Linked DNA regions of Homo sapiens: region 2 is linked to region 1. A link is a loop called in an ENCODE intact Hi-C map of the cell type or tissue named here. Cell type or tissue: heart right ventricle. All regions are shown on one strand. Links, peaks and the distances in the headings refer to the core of each region. The heading gives the core; the rest is flanking DNA. Region 1 has its middle 14 kb from the start of STAT4. Region 2 has its middle 99 kb from the start of GLS.

Region 1 (6,687 bases), core at 1,076-6,075:
GATACTGTCACTGAGTGACAGTTCTTTGAATGATGGGCTCAGGTTCTCAAAGGAATTAAACAATCTTCACAGGCTCATGCCTGGAAATTCAATTTTTTAAGGAACAGAAAATGGCACAAAATCCTAGATGATATATTTTTTTTTTGAGATGGAGCCTTACTCTGTTGCCCAGGCTGTAGTGCAGTGGCATGATCTCGGCTCACTGCAACCTCCACCTCCCAGGTTCAAGCGATTCTCCTGCCTCAGCCTCCCCAGTAGCTGGAATTACAGGTGAGCACCATCACACCAGGCTAATTTTTAAAAAATTTTTTTTGGTAGACACGGGGTTTTACCATGTTGGCCAGGCTGGTCTCGAACCCCTGGCTGCAAGTGATCCACCTGCCTTGGCCTCCCAAAGTGCTGGGATTACAGGTTTGAGCCACCGCGCCTGACCCCTACATCATCTTATTATCTGGGCATTAGGCCCCTGGTTCCAGGTCTGTCCCCATCTCTGACCTCTACCTCCTTTGTTCCTGCTTTGAGACTCCAGTCTTGCCATGGTTTCTTAGGCTTAGCTCTGTATCTGTGCTCCCAGATACCTCTGGTCCCAGCTCTAATCCACAGATACAATTTACCTATCCTTTGTCAATAGATTAAATTGTTAGATTAGTCTGACGGGAAATGTTGTTCATGTGAAGTCAGTATCTTGTTCTATTCCCATTATTTATTCAGTGTGACAATTTTTTTCCCTTGCTATAAAAGTTGAGCTTAGAGGTCTTTAATTTTCAGAACTAAACCTTTTACCCTTTTATTACACAACCATTTTATGCTGGCTCTTTTCCCAGTGTCCTGGCACTTCCTTAGTTCCCCAAGAAACGCTAAAGAGTAACAGATGTAACCCAGCAAAGGCTTCAACCAATTCATCAAGTACTCTGTGAAGTAAGTCATACTCCTCATAAGTTTGAACACAGCTTCTTTATAACCACTCTACTGTTTGTCTGTTGCTCTCTTTCTGGGGTTCTCTGTCCTTCTCTCTAGTCCATAGTTTGGTACTATCTTTTTTTCTTTTTTTTTTTTCAGATGGAGTCTCCCTCTGTCACCCAGGCTGGAGTACAGTGGCATGATCTCGGCTCACTGCAACCTCCGCCTCCCGGGTTCAAGTGATCCTCTTGCCTCAGCCTCTCAAGTAGCTGGGATTACAGGCGCCTGCTACCGTGCCTGGCTAATGTATGTATTTTTAGTAGAGACGGGGTTTCACCGTGGTGGCCATGGTTGGCCAGGCTGTTCTTGAACTCCTGACCTCAGGTGATCTGCCTGCCTTTGCCTCCCAAAGTGCTGGGATTACAGGCATGAACCACCGTATCTGGCCCATAGTTTGGTACTATCTTACATTGTATTAATCAAGGGTACAAAGATATGACTAGATCTAGTGACATATGTGGGTTTTACTCAATAATGTCTTTTATAGACAAGGGAAGAGGCCACTGAAAGCTTCAGGCCTACATGGTTTTTACCGTACACAATTCCCAAAGAGAGAGAGTCAGAGAGACTGGGTCCTAACACCGGTCCAAAAGTATGAGTCACTGTAAGAATAAAGTGCTAGATTGAGACTTCTGGTTTCTTGACAACAAAGACCAAAGTGAAGTAGGTATCCAGCACCCATTCTGGATAATTTGTGTCTTACTCCCAGATATTATAAAATCCACTTTGAGAATTTGAATTAGCCATATATTTGAACATAAGAAGAAAATATATCCAGGAATAAGGTTATTATAAAGACCAAAACCCAGAGGTGAGAAACGAAGTGTTTCAGCTGTGCTATTGAATAAATTCCATCAGGTGAATAAATAAGCCTGAAACAATAGCCCTTTCTGAGCCAGGTTTTATACAATACAGTACACAGCAAAGGTGAGAGACTCTCCACAGGACGACTCTTTAGGACTTTTCTCCTGTGTTGGCCTTGTCTTGTCAAGGTGTTCTCAGTGGTAACAAGACCTTGGGTTTTGCACAGGCATCATTTACAAGAGTTAATTGCCTTCCACCAGATAGCATTTACTCCACTGGTTATCTCCAAAGGAAAGAGCAACACTGTGTTGGAAGCTCGTGTTTAAGGAATTAAGTAGGGCACAAGTACAGCCAACTAAAATAGATTCAATGCTCTGGCAGTATTGCAGAGAAGACAACAAAGTCAGTGTGGTTCCTACTACTTGGCCCGTTGCCTTAAATGAAGTGTTAGATTCCCTATCTGGAGATTCTGCCCTTTGCTGGAAAGACCAATTGACTGGATGATCTAATAATTTTGCCCCCTTTGCCAACCTGTATGTAATCCATTGTTATCATTATTAAGCAACATCCACTGGAATTCTCTGGGAATAGTATAGGAAGTTAGAAATACAAACAGAGGGAACGCAGCTTTCCCGTATGATGTCAGCTTCTGTTTTAGCCTAAATACTTTTAGAGGATATCCCATTTAAGCCAGACATCTTGTTTACAATGGGGCAGTATTGCAGAGTGTGGGTGAGAGGACAATGCACTCACAGTACAAGCTACCACTGTGCAGTTGGTTCTGTCAAAGTCTCATGTTACAGCTGATTAACTGGCTGCTTCTGACAGGGCCAAACATGACAAGCTTCTCCATTCTGAGAGAATCTGCAGACTGAATGCCATCTAAAAGGGAGCCTAAATAGATAGCTCTTTGATACATTACCATGGATCTTTTTGTCCCTGATTTTTATTAATCTTTTATATATATAGCAGCACTTGATATAGATGACTACTGCCCTTGTGATTTCCTCGTGGATTTTTCTAAACCTTGAAGCAATGAGGAAGTGAATACAGAGTTTATGCCTTTGTATGGGAAATGAATTGGATTATTAGAGAAAATTCTCTGGAAAACCAACCAGCAAGCAGTCATGGCTCTAGAATTTCTATAAAGGAGTTAAACGGGGCAACTTATTGGGACAGCCAGGGAATTTGTCTTAAAGTTGTATAGCAAAGAAACCACCTTTACCTAGATAATATGGGGTGGTAGGGTGGATTTTGGAGACAGGCAAGAGACCTCTGAGCCATCTCTTGTCATCACCACCCTGTGTAAGTTTGACATACCTAAATACCTAAGGAACAAAGGCTTTATCTAAATTGTAAGTAAATACTCAGGTATGAATCTGACCAATGTCACCATTCAGGTACTCAGGTTAAACAAAGCCAAGAATAAATCCTCACAATCCTTTCACATGAGTACTATTGCTTGCATCCTCTCTCCTTCTTCCACATCCATCCTGGTGTAAAGTAAGACTGATACACTTGCGATAGCCATAGAGCAAGTTGGTAGGGGTCTAGTTTATTAATCCTATAAACCTTGTGACATCTCAGGACAAGTGATTACACAATCACAGATGCCAAAAGGCTAGAGACTAATACTGGTCTTGTTTAAATGTGAAAGGCACTCTCTTATAGTAAACTCAAAAGAAGCTTCGGTTTTTAGTTGGCTTTCACGTGAGAATAGTGCCCTCTGGTGCTTTTTAAAGTTCCTGCCTCCAGAACTGGCTAAGGAAAAGAAGTCCTTTGCAATTTGACCAACATTAACAATTTATGCAAAAGGACTGACTATCGTTCAAATAGCGCTTTCCTTTTCCATTTTAAAACTGTGTTCTTTGTTGTAAGACTATTCACCATTGCTCTCATCTAGCATAAAACAGAGAATTTGTACTCCACCCAGAAAGATGGAAGCAGTAGTCAAATGGAAAACATGCATTTATTCCAGCTCATCAACAATGATGTGACTCTGTGAAGCCAAACAATTCTCAAGAGAAAGATGATGCCAACCCTTCATTTTTAAGACTGAGTTCATTATTTTTACACTGATTTGGCTCTCTGTTTGTCTGTAATTGGTGTATAGGAATGCTTGTGATTTTTGCACACTGATTTTGTATCTTGAGACTTTGCTGAAGTTGCTTATCAGCTTAAGGAGATTTTGGGCTGAGACGATGGGGTTTTCTAAATATACAATCATGTCATCTGCAAACAGGGACAATTTGACTTCCTCGTTTGCTAATTGAATACCCTTGATTTCTTTCTCTTGCCTGATTGCCCTGGCCAGAACTTCCAACACTATGTTGAATAGGAGTGGTGAGAGAGGGCATCCCTGTCTTGTACTGGTTTTCAAAGGGATTGCTTCCAGTTTTTCCCCATTTAGTATGATATTGGTTGTGGGTTTGTCACAAATAGCTCTTATTATTTTGACATACGTTCCATCAATACCTAGTTTGTTGAGAGTTTATCACATGAAGGCCTGGGGAATTTTGTCAAAGGCCTTTTCTGCATCTATTGAGATAGTCATGTGGTTTTTGTCATTGGTTCTGTTTATGTGATGGATTACGTTTATTGATTTGCTTATGTTGAACCAGCCTTGCATCCCAGGGATGAAGCCGACTTGATCGTGGTGGATAAGCTTTTCGATGTGCTGCTGGATTCAGTTTGCCAGTATTTTATTGAGGATTTTCACATCGATGTTCATCAGGGATATTGGTCTAAAATTCTCTTTTTTTGTCTCTTCCAGGCTTTGGTATCAGGATGGTGCTGGCCTCATAAAATTAGTTAGGCAGGATTCCTTCTTTTTCTATTGATTGGAATAGTTTCAGAAGGAATGGTACCAGCTCCTCTTTGGACCTCTAGTAGAATTTGTCTATAAATCCGTCTGGTCCTCGACTTTTTTCAGTTGGTAGGCTATTAATTATTGCCTCAATTTCAGAGCCTGTTATTGGTCTATTCAAGGATTCAACTTCTTCCTGGTTTAGTCTTGGGAAGGTGTATGTGTCCAGTAATTTATCCATTTCTTCTAGATTTTCTAGTTTATTTGTGTAGAGGTGTTTATAGCATTCTCTGATGGTAGTTCACATTTCTGTGGGATCGGTGGTGATATCCCCTTTATCGTTTTTTATTGCATCTGCTTGATTCTTCTCTCTTTTCTTCTATGTTAGTCTTGCTAGCAGTCTATCAATTTTGTTGATCTTTTCAAAAAACCAGCTCCTGGATTCATTGATTTTTTGAAGGGTTTTTTGTGTCTCTATCTCCTTCAGTTCTTCTCTGATCTTAGTTATTTCTTGCCTTCTGCTAGCTTTTGAATTTGTTTGCTCTTGCTTCTCCAGTTCTTTTAATTGTGATGTTAGGGTGTCAATTTTAGATCTTTCCTGCTTTCTCTTGTGGGCATTTAGTGCTATAGATTTCCCTCTACACACTGCTTTAAATGTGTCCCAGAGATTCTGGTATGTTGTGTCTTTTTTCTCATTGGTTTCAAAGAACATCTTTATTTCTGCCTTCATTTCGTTATTCACCCAGTAGTCATTCAGAAGCAGGTTGTTCAGTTTCCATGTAGTTGTGCAGTTTTGAGTGAGTTTCTTAATTTGAGTTCTAATCTGATTGCACTGTGGCCTGAGAGAGTTTGTTGTGATTTCTGTTCTTTTACATTTGCTGAGGAGTGCTTTACTTCCAACTATGTGGTCAATTTTAGAATAAGTGTGATGCGGTGCTGAGAAGAATGTATATTCTGTTGATTTGGGGTGGAGAGTTCTGTAGATGCCTGTTAGGTCCACTTGGTGAAGAGCTGAGTTCAAGTCCTGGATATCCTTGTTAACCTCTGTCTCATTGATCTGTCTAATATTGACAGTGGGGTATTAAAGTCTCCCATTATTATTGTGTGGGAGTCTAAGTCTCCTTGTAGGTCTCTAAGGACTTGCTTTATGAATCTGGGTGCTCCTGTATTGGGTGCATATATATTTAGGATAGTTAGCTCTTCTTGTTGAATTGATCCCTTTACGATTGTGTAATGGCCTTCTTTGTCTCTTTTGATCTTTGTTGGTTTAAAGTCTGTTTTAGCAGAGACTAGGATTGCAAACCCTGCTTTTTTTTTGCTTTCCATTTGCTTGGTAGATCTTCCTCCATCCCTTTATTTTGAGCCTATGTGTGTCTCTGCACGTGAGATGGGTCTCCTGAATACAGTGCACTGATGGGTCTTGACTCTTTATCCGATTTGCCAGTCTGTGTCTTTTAATTGTGGCATTTAGCCCATTTACATTTAAGGTTAATATTGTTATGTGTTAATTTGATCCTGTCATTATGATGTTAGCTGGTTATTTTGCCCGTTAATTGATGCAGTTTCTTCCTAGCATCGATGGTCTTTACAATTTAGCATGTTTTTGCAGTGGTTGGTACCAGTTGTTCCTTTCCATGTTTAGTGCTTCCTTCAGGAGCTCTTGTAAGGCAGGCCTGGTGGTGACAAAATCTCTCAGGATTTGCTTGTCTGTAAAGGATTTTATTTCTCCTTCACTTATGAAGCTTAGTTTGGCTGGATATGAAATTCTGGGTTGAAAATTTTTTCTTTAAGAATGTTGAATATTGGCCCCCATTCTCTTCTGGCTTGTAGGGTTTCTGCCGAGAGATCCACTGTTAGTCTGATGGGCTTCCCTTTGTGGGTAACCCGACCTTTCTCTCTGGCTGCCCTTAATATTTTTTCCTTCATTTCTACCTTGCTGAATCTGAAAATTATGTGTCTTGGGGTTGCTCTTGTCAAGGAGTATCTTTGTGGTGTTCTCTGTATTTCCTAAATTTGAATGTTGGCCTTCCTTGCTAGATTGCGGAAGTTCTCCTGGATAATATCCTGAAGAGTATTTTCAAACTTGGTTCCATTCTCCCCGTCACTTTCAGGTACAC
Region 2 (6,687 bases), core at 624-5,623, 380 kb after region 1:
AAGCTCACTGGTGGTTGGTAGAATTCAGTTCCTAGGGCTAAGACCCTGAGCTCCTAGAGGCTGCTTCAAGGCAATTGGAAAGATAGCTGCTTGCTTTCTTCCTGGAGGCCAATAGAAAATCATCTCTCTTTTCAAAGGCTCACCAGATTCTGTTAGGCCCACCCAGGATAATTTCCCTTTTGATTGACTCAAAGTCAACTGATTAGTAACCTAATGATGGGGGTGATATCCCATGGTTCTGCCATACTCAAGGGAAGGGGACTATATAGGACACACATACCCGGGGGCCATCTTAGAATTCTGCCAATACAGGAGTGATGACAGCTTCCCAGAATTCTCCTTTATAGAGTTCTGCTTATATCTCATTGGCCAGAATGAGATACATGAGATTACATGGCTGCCACTAGCTGCAAAGAAGGATAGTAAAGTGAATATTCAGCTTTCCCAACTTTTGTAGTGAAGCTGAGGACAGGAGAGGAGCTGGGAATGGGTGTTAAATTAGTCTATCAACAGAGTTTCCCACACAGTCAAATCCTTGAGACACCTTAATTATAGAATGGTAGATCTGAAAGAGGATGTGAAGTACATTTAATATAACTTTTCTATTTTCTAGATGATGAAGCTGAAAAGACCTCATGTGAAGTTCTTGAAATCACATTATTTGCGCTAAGCAAAATCTAGTAACACTAGAATATTCAGCTTCTCTGGTAGTTTAGTTTATCAAACCTCCAAGAGAAAAGGTATAAAAAGGTGTAACACAAATAGTAAGCTAATGAACAAATAATTTCTTTTGAAGTTGATCATGGATCTGTTTTTTTTTAATCATATAAAGCTGGTTTTTACATTCTAATCCTAACTGATGGTGCCATGAGCTTGAACAAGAGGGACAACTGGTAAAGCATAGGTGCAGAAGACAAGTCTGCATGAGTTCCGAGAAAGAAGTCACAACTCCCAGCTCAGGAAACCAGGCAAAATATCAAAGCAGGCCCAGAATTTGAGATAGGCATTAAAGGACAGATCAGATGTGACATAGGAAGATCAGTGGAGGATATTCCAAGTAGATGGAAAAATGGAAACAGAAGTAGATGTATTAAACTACAAAATGCATAAAAGCAGAGATCAACTCCATTCAACCAGGCTGGTTCCAGAGAAATCTCTTAAGGGGCTGCTTTACCAGTCTAGAACAGAGGTAAAGCTGGCTTGCTCTAGGAGGGTGACCATGGAAATGAAAATGATGACAGTGAATGTGGAAAGAAAGTTGTATGTGTTGATTGGACAGGACTTTCCACTGAGTCTGTAAGTACAAGTCTTACTCATCTCATACTCCCAGGCCCATATCCAGTGCCTGCACATATCAGATACTCAATAAATGCTTTGAGTAGAATTTATGGGTGATTTGGTACAGAACACAAAAAAATAGATCAAGGACTCTGAGTTGGAGCTCAAGAGTGAGTACAGAACTGAATAGAGGGTGTGGAGTTCAGTTTTAGACATGTTGAGCTCCAGGTAGCCTCCTGGATTCCAGGGATGATGTCTAGAAGACAATAAGGGAAAGACACCTGAGAAACAGATAGGTATGGAAATGTATATTTGCAGTCTGCAGCTGTGCAGGCAAAAAGAAAAGGCAGTGGAGAGCTTTAGGGAATGCATACATTTAAGAGGGAGGAAGAAAATGAGTAGATGGGGAATTGACTAGAGAAAATGGGCTGTGCGTCCAAGAAAACAAGGGATAGGAGTGTCTAGAAGCTAGTGACCAGCAGTTTCCGAGCACGTGGGCTCAGGAGAGAATGGGGGAAAACAGATTGCAAGAATTTCAGGAGTGAGTTGAGAGGGAGAGCCGACGGTTGGTATCAAGTTCTTTTAAAAGTTTAAGGATGGCTGGGTGTGGTGGCTCAGGCCTGTAATCCCAGCACTTTGGGAGGCTGAGGCGGGCGGATCACAAGGTCAGGAGATCAAGACCATCCTGGCTAACATGGTGAAACCCCGTCTCTAGCAAAAATACAAAAAATTAGCCGGGCGTGGTGGCGAGTGCCTGTAGTCCCAGCTACTTGGGAGGCTGAGGCAGGAGAATGGCGTGAACCTGGGAGGCGAAGCTTCCAGTGAGCGGAGATTGCGCCTTTGCACTCCAGGCTGGGCGACAGAGTGAGACTCCATCTCAAAAAAAAAAAAAAAAAAGAAAAAAAAAAGAAAAGAAAAAAAAAGTTTAAGGATAAGAGAAAAATCAGCAGTGACAGAATCAAGGGAAGGTGGTTTGGAGTATTTGCTTTACAGGATGAGGGTGACAGAGAGTATCTGCCTGGAAGAATTGGTCGGAAGAAAAGGGGAGAGTGAATATAAAAGAGGGAATCCTGCTGAGGGGTGAGGTGACAGGGTCTGAGGTTGCTGGAGGGTGGAGGAGGCACTCATTGTCCTCTGAAGTAAGAGGAGGAAAAGGGGAGAGAGAAGGAGAGGGAGGCTTTCTGCCTTGTGCTTTCTGTCACTAACTGGCTCTGGGGAAGCTTGGGTCATTATGTAACCTCCCTGAATCTCATCTGTAAAGTCATTGGCCTAGGTGAACACTGGAGTTGGACAAACTATTATCTTGCCTCAGACATTTTACTCGAGACTCCCTCCCCTCGCTTGCTGTCCTCATCCAATCAGTTACCTGTAATGGTGATTATAGCAATAATAGCAGAACCATTTATTGCATGTCTCAAAATATCCAATTGGGATGAACCCCCAAAAGCTACATGGTGAAGAAATTGTTCAAATGTAACTTGAAGGATAGTGTGCATGTGTGGTGTGTGTGTGCGCGTGTGTAAAATGTCTTAGTTCAGTTTATCTAAAATCTTATAGGAATGCTTATAATGGCTTTTCTATTCTTTCTTCTATTTCTTTCCTGAGTTCAATCAACTTTTATTTTATTTCTTCTTTTTTTATGTCTGTTTCTGTACCTAGTTTCTGAATGTGTAATTTGAAGTGTTTTTCCATGTTCCCAAGTGCTTGAGGACGTTGAATTCAGTTCAGTGTTGTGTTAGTTTTCTTCCACTTTGCCATTATTTGGGGGAGGAATTTTTCTCAGTTGAATTGCTTGGGTTCTTTTTATTCTGGTGATTTTGCTTAGATGAAGACTTTGATCCGCCTTTCTGTGGACAGGGCTGGAAGGGTTGGGGTGGTTGCAAAATTCCTAGGTCAAGAGCGCCCTCTTCTGTCAGTGTGGCAAAGTATAACTTCTTTTTCTTTCTTTTTTAAAATTGAACTTATTATTATTATTTATTATTATTATTTGGAAGGGGAATGATGGGAGAAGGGGCTGGGCTACCTTCAGTTTTGCAAGGGAAGAGATTCTTGCAGGTTCTTCAATTTCCCTCTCACTGCAAGATTTCCAGAGCTCGCCTCTAAAAGAGGGTCCCTTTGACCCTTTTTACCAGGATGCCTTACTTATCCTTCCAAGACCATCTCCTCTCACAAAAAGTGGGACAAGACCATCTCCTCGCATGCAGCACATATGGTTAAGTCCCTTCCCAGTAGTAAGTAGCCTGATCTACCAGTGTGCTTTTCAGTATTTTCAAACTTAGCGCCGACGTTCTCTCTCTGGTGGTTGTTTCAGATCAATCTAAGGTCCACCACTAGCTTCCCTCTTGTCTACTCTGCACGGATTTTCTCCAGCTGACTTTGTTGGTTCCTGAAGGGCTTGTATTAGGAGTGGAGGAGGCAACTTGCTGGGGTTTGGTGTTTATTTTTCTATTTACAGTTAATTTGAAATTTGGACATTTCATGTCTTCTAGTTATGTAGAAGACATGGGTTTTATGTAGTTTCATTTGATCTTCTTTATTGTTTTGGGAGAGAGTATGTTCAAACTCAGATTTATATCACCACCATTTTCTTGGCTTCTCAGAATTTTTCCATAACATATACTCTAAATTTGTCTAATTTGCCAATAAGATATATAGGAGTTCATTGACTCAAATTATCTCAGGGAGCTCTTTAAGCTCTTACATTAATTAAGAATTGAATTGAGCTACTGGTGAAGGAGATTCCCCTAAACAAATTTGGGGCTTTTCTTGTGTAACAAAAATTTCAGAGGTAGGTGGTAGCGGGCATTGGCTCAGCAGTGAAGACAGACCATGTTGATATCTCCATGACATCTTAACCTCTCCCTCACAGGTGCCTGTGATTACAGGAGGGTTGCTCTACCTCCAGTGTGTCATGGCTATAATCCAGTCAAGAAGAAGGGCAGAGTACAAAGGGTAAAAGGCACTTGTTAACTGTCAGCTCCATTTTAAAGGTCTTTCCTGAAAGCCCCATCCAAAAACTTTTGCTTATACCTGGGTTCAATGACAACCTCTAGCTGCAAAGGAGAATTAGAAATGTAGTTTTTGTTTGTTTGATTTGTAGTAGTTGATTTGTTTTTCCTGAGCACATTATAGCTCCCCCTCAAACACACACACACAAAATGGGGGAGATGTTAGTAAGGATAGGAGAAAAAAGAATATTGGATAGGCACTAAAAATTCCCCTCTGCAACTCTCCAAGTCCAGGAACAGAGAGTTTCTGGTCTCACATCATTGGCTCAGAGACAATATCCAGACCAATGATTACCAAACACCTTTGGGAGGTTCTGAGAGAAGGCTGTGTCACGACAGGTAAGAGAATTACTGGAGACTGACCAGCTGCATGGAAAAGGACTGAAATAAAACAAGGCTAAACACTGCCCCGGGTTGATTTACCCTTACTTTGGGAGTCAGCCTAAAAGCTAATAAATATGTTTTTTTTTTTTAAGCAGCGTATTAGGAATTCCCCAGTTTGTAAACAGGGACACAGTTCTTCTCTTTTCCCTTCTTTCTCTAAATGGAAATAATTCTATAATGAAACAAATTATTTAGGAGTTAAAGCCTAGTGGAAGATCATCTGTTCTCACCATGGAAAACTCTAGTGGATTAATTCATTCCCAAAACACTCAGCCATCTTACCTGCTACACAGACACACACACACACACACACACACACACACACACACACACACACACCTATAGAGACTTCTATATATGATACCCTCATTGATATATATCTGTTATAATTGTTGATAACTGTTAACTCAGCTATGTGAAACTAGTTTTGTAGTTTTGTAGGTACACCAATCCTTTAAGATTCATTTCAGAAAATAGAGAAACAGACACTTAAAAATCTCCATCCTCAAAGACAAGCACTCAAGTTTATAAACACACCAATTTATTTACTCCAGCAGACAGAATCGTGGCATATAATGATTACGTTTTGATCCACAGAAAACTCTCGGGAGATGTGAATGTCTGGCTCTACCCCTAGCTAGCAGTGCTATTTGGGGAAGCAACTTAATCTCTCTGAACATCATTTCCTTGTCTATAGAAGAATGGAATTTGTATGACTGTTTTTGTCAAGTTATAAGATCCTATCATTTTGGAGATTCTTATGTTCAATTAGCCTTTGTTCAGTGTCTGCTATGTGCTAGGCACTAATCTATGTACTATGGACGTCTTATGGGGTAGTAAAGCACAATGGGGAAGATTTCAAGCCAACTCAAAGGAGAAGGTGAATAAAATATCTAGGAAGAAATTTAACCAAGGAGATGTGCAACATGAAAACTATAGTTAATAACAATGTATTGTTTACTTGAAAATCACAAAAGAGTAGATTTTAAGATTTCTCGTTACAAAAGTAATTATAAATAGGTGAGGTAATACATATGCTAATTAGCTAGGTTTAGTCATTCCACAAGGCACACATATTTCAAAATATCATGTTGTACACTGTAAATATATACAATTTTTATTTGTCAATTAAAAACAAGACAAAAAAGTGCTATAAAGCAAAACAAAACAAAAATTTAATCAAGGAGGTAAAAGACTTGTACACTGAAAACTACAAAACATTGCTGAAAGAAATTAAAGAAGACCTAAATGAATGGAAAGGCATCCCATGTTCCTGGGTAGGCCAACTTAACGCTGTTAAGATGCCAATACTACCAAAGCAATCTGGAAAAGCTGATACATATGGAATTATGAGGAACCCTAGATAGGCAAAACAATCTTGAAAATAAATAACAAAGTCAGAGGCTCACACTTCCTGATTTCAAAAGTTACTATAAAGCTACAGTAATCAAAACAGTGTGGTACTGGTATAAAGATAGACACACATAGACCAATGGAGTAGAATTTAGGGTCCAAGTGGAAACCTGTATTTCTATGGCCAAATGATTTTTGACTAGGGTGCCAAGTCCAGTCAATGGAAAAACAGCAGTCTTTTCAGCAAATGGTGTTGGGACAGCTGGATTTTCACATGCAAAAGAATGAAGTGTGACCCCAACCCCACATCGTATAAAAACATTAACTCAAAATGGATCAACAATCTAAATATAAGAGCTGAAACCACGAAAGTCTTAGAAGACAACATAGGGGTAAATCTTCATTACTCTGGATTTGGATATAACCCTGAAAGTATGAGCAACAAAAGAAAAAATAGATAAGTTGGACATTCTCAAAACTAAAATGCTTCTTGCATTAAAGGATGATATCAAGAAATTAAAAAGACAACTTATAGAATTAGAGAAAATATTTATAAATAAAAATATCTGAGTGGGGCGGTTCCAAGATGGCCAAATAGGAACAGCTCCAGTCTACCGCTCCCAGTGTGAGCGACGCAGAAGACGAATGATTTCTGCATTTCCAA

Evidence for each region. A loop is a pair of places that touch in the nucleus more often than their neighbours do. Peaks named below come from ENCODE experiments on the same cell type or tissue, not always from the same donor. Only the 100,000 strongest peaks of a DNase experiment are listed, where the experiment ranks them.
Region 2: a loop joins it to region 1, with 4 times the contacts of the local background. A loop is called at or near these places in 24 of 110 quality-filtered maps.

Annotation. Positions count from the first base shown.
Region 1 is chr2:191,162,098-191,168,784 of GRCh38, reverse strand. No RefSeq gene overlaps it. Among named protein-coding and RNA genes, the nearest start is that of STAT4, 14 kb to the right of the region's middle. In heart right ventricle, for the core only: CTCF peaks have their summits at 3,308 and 3,515 (motif pointing left); no DNase peak of the experiment used is centred there; H3K27ac peaks cover 2,185 bases.
Region 2 is chr2:190,778,310-190,784,996 of GRCh38, reverse strand. No RefSeq gene overlaps it. Among named protein-coding and RNA genes, the nearest start is that of GLS, 99 kb to the left of the region's middle. RefSeq lists a cis regulatory region at 2,970-3,333. In heart right ventricle, for the core only: a CTCF peak has its summit at 3,186 (motif pointing left); a DNase peak (open chromatin) is centred at 3,168; H3K27me3 peaks cover 306 bases.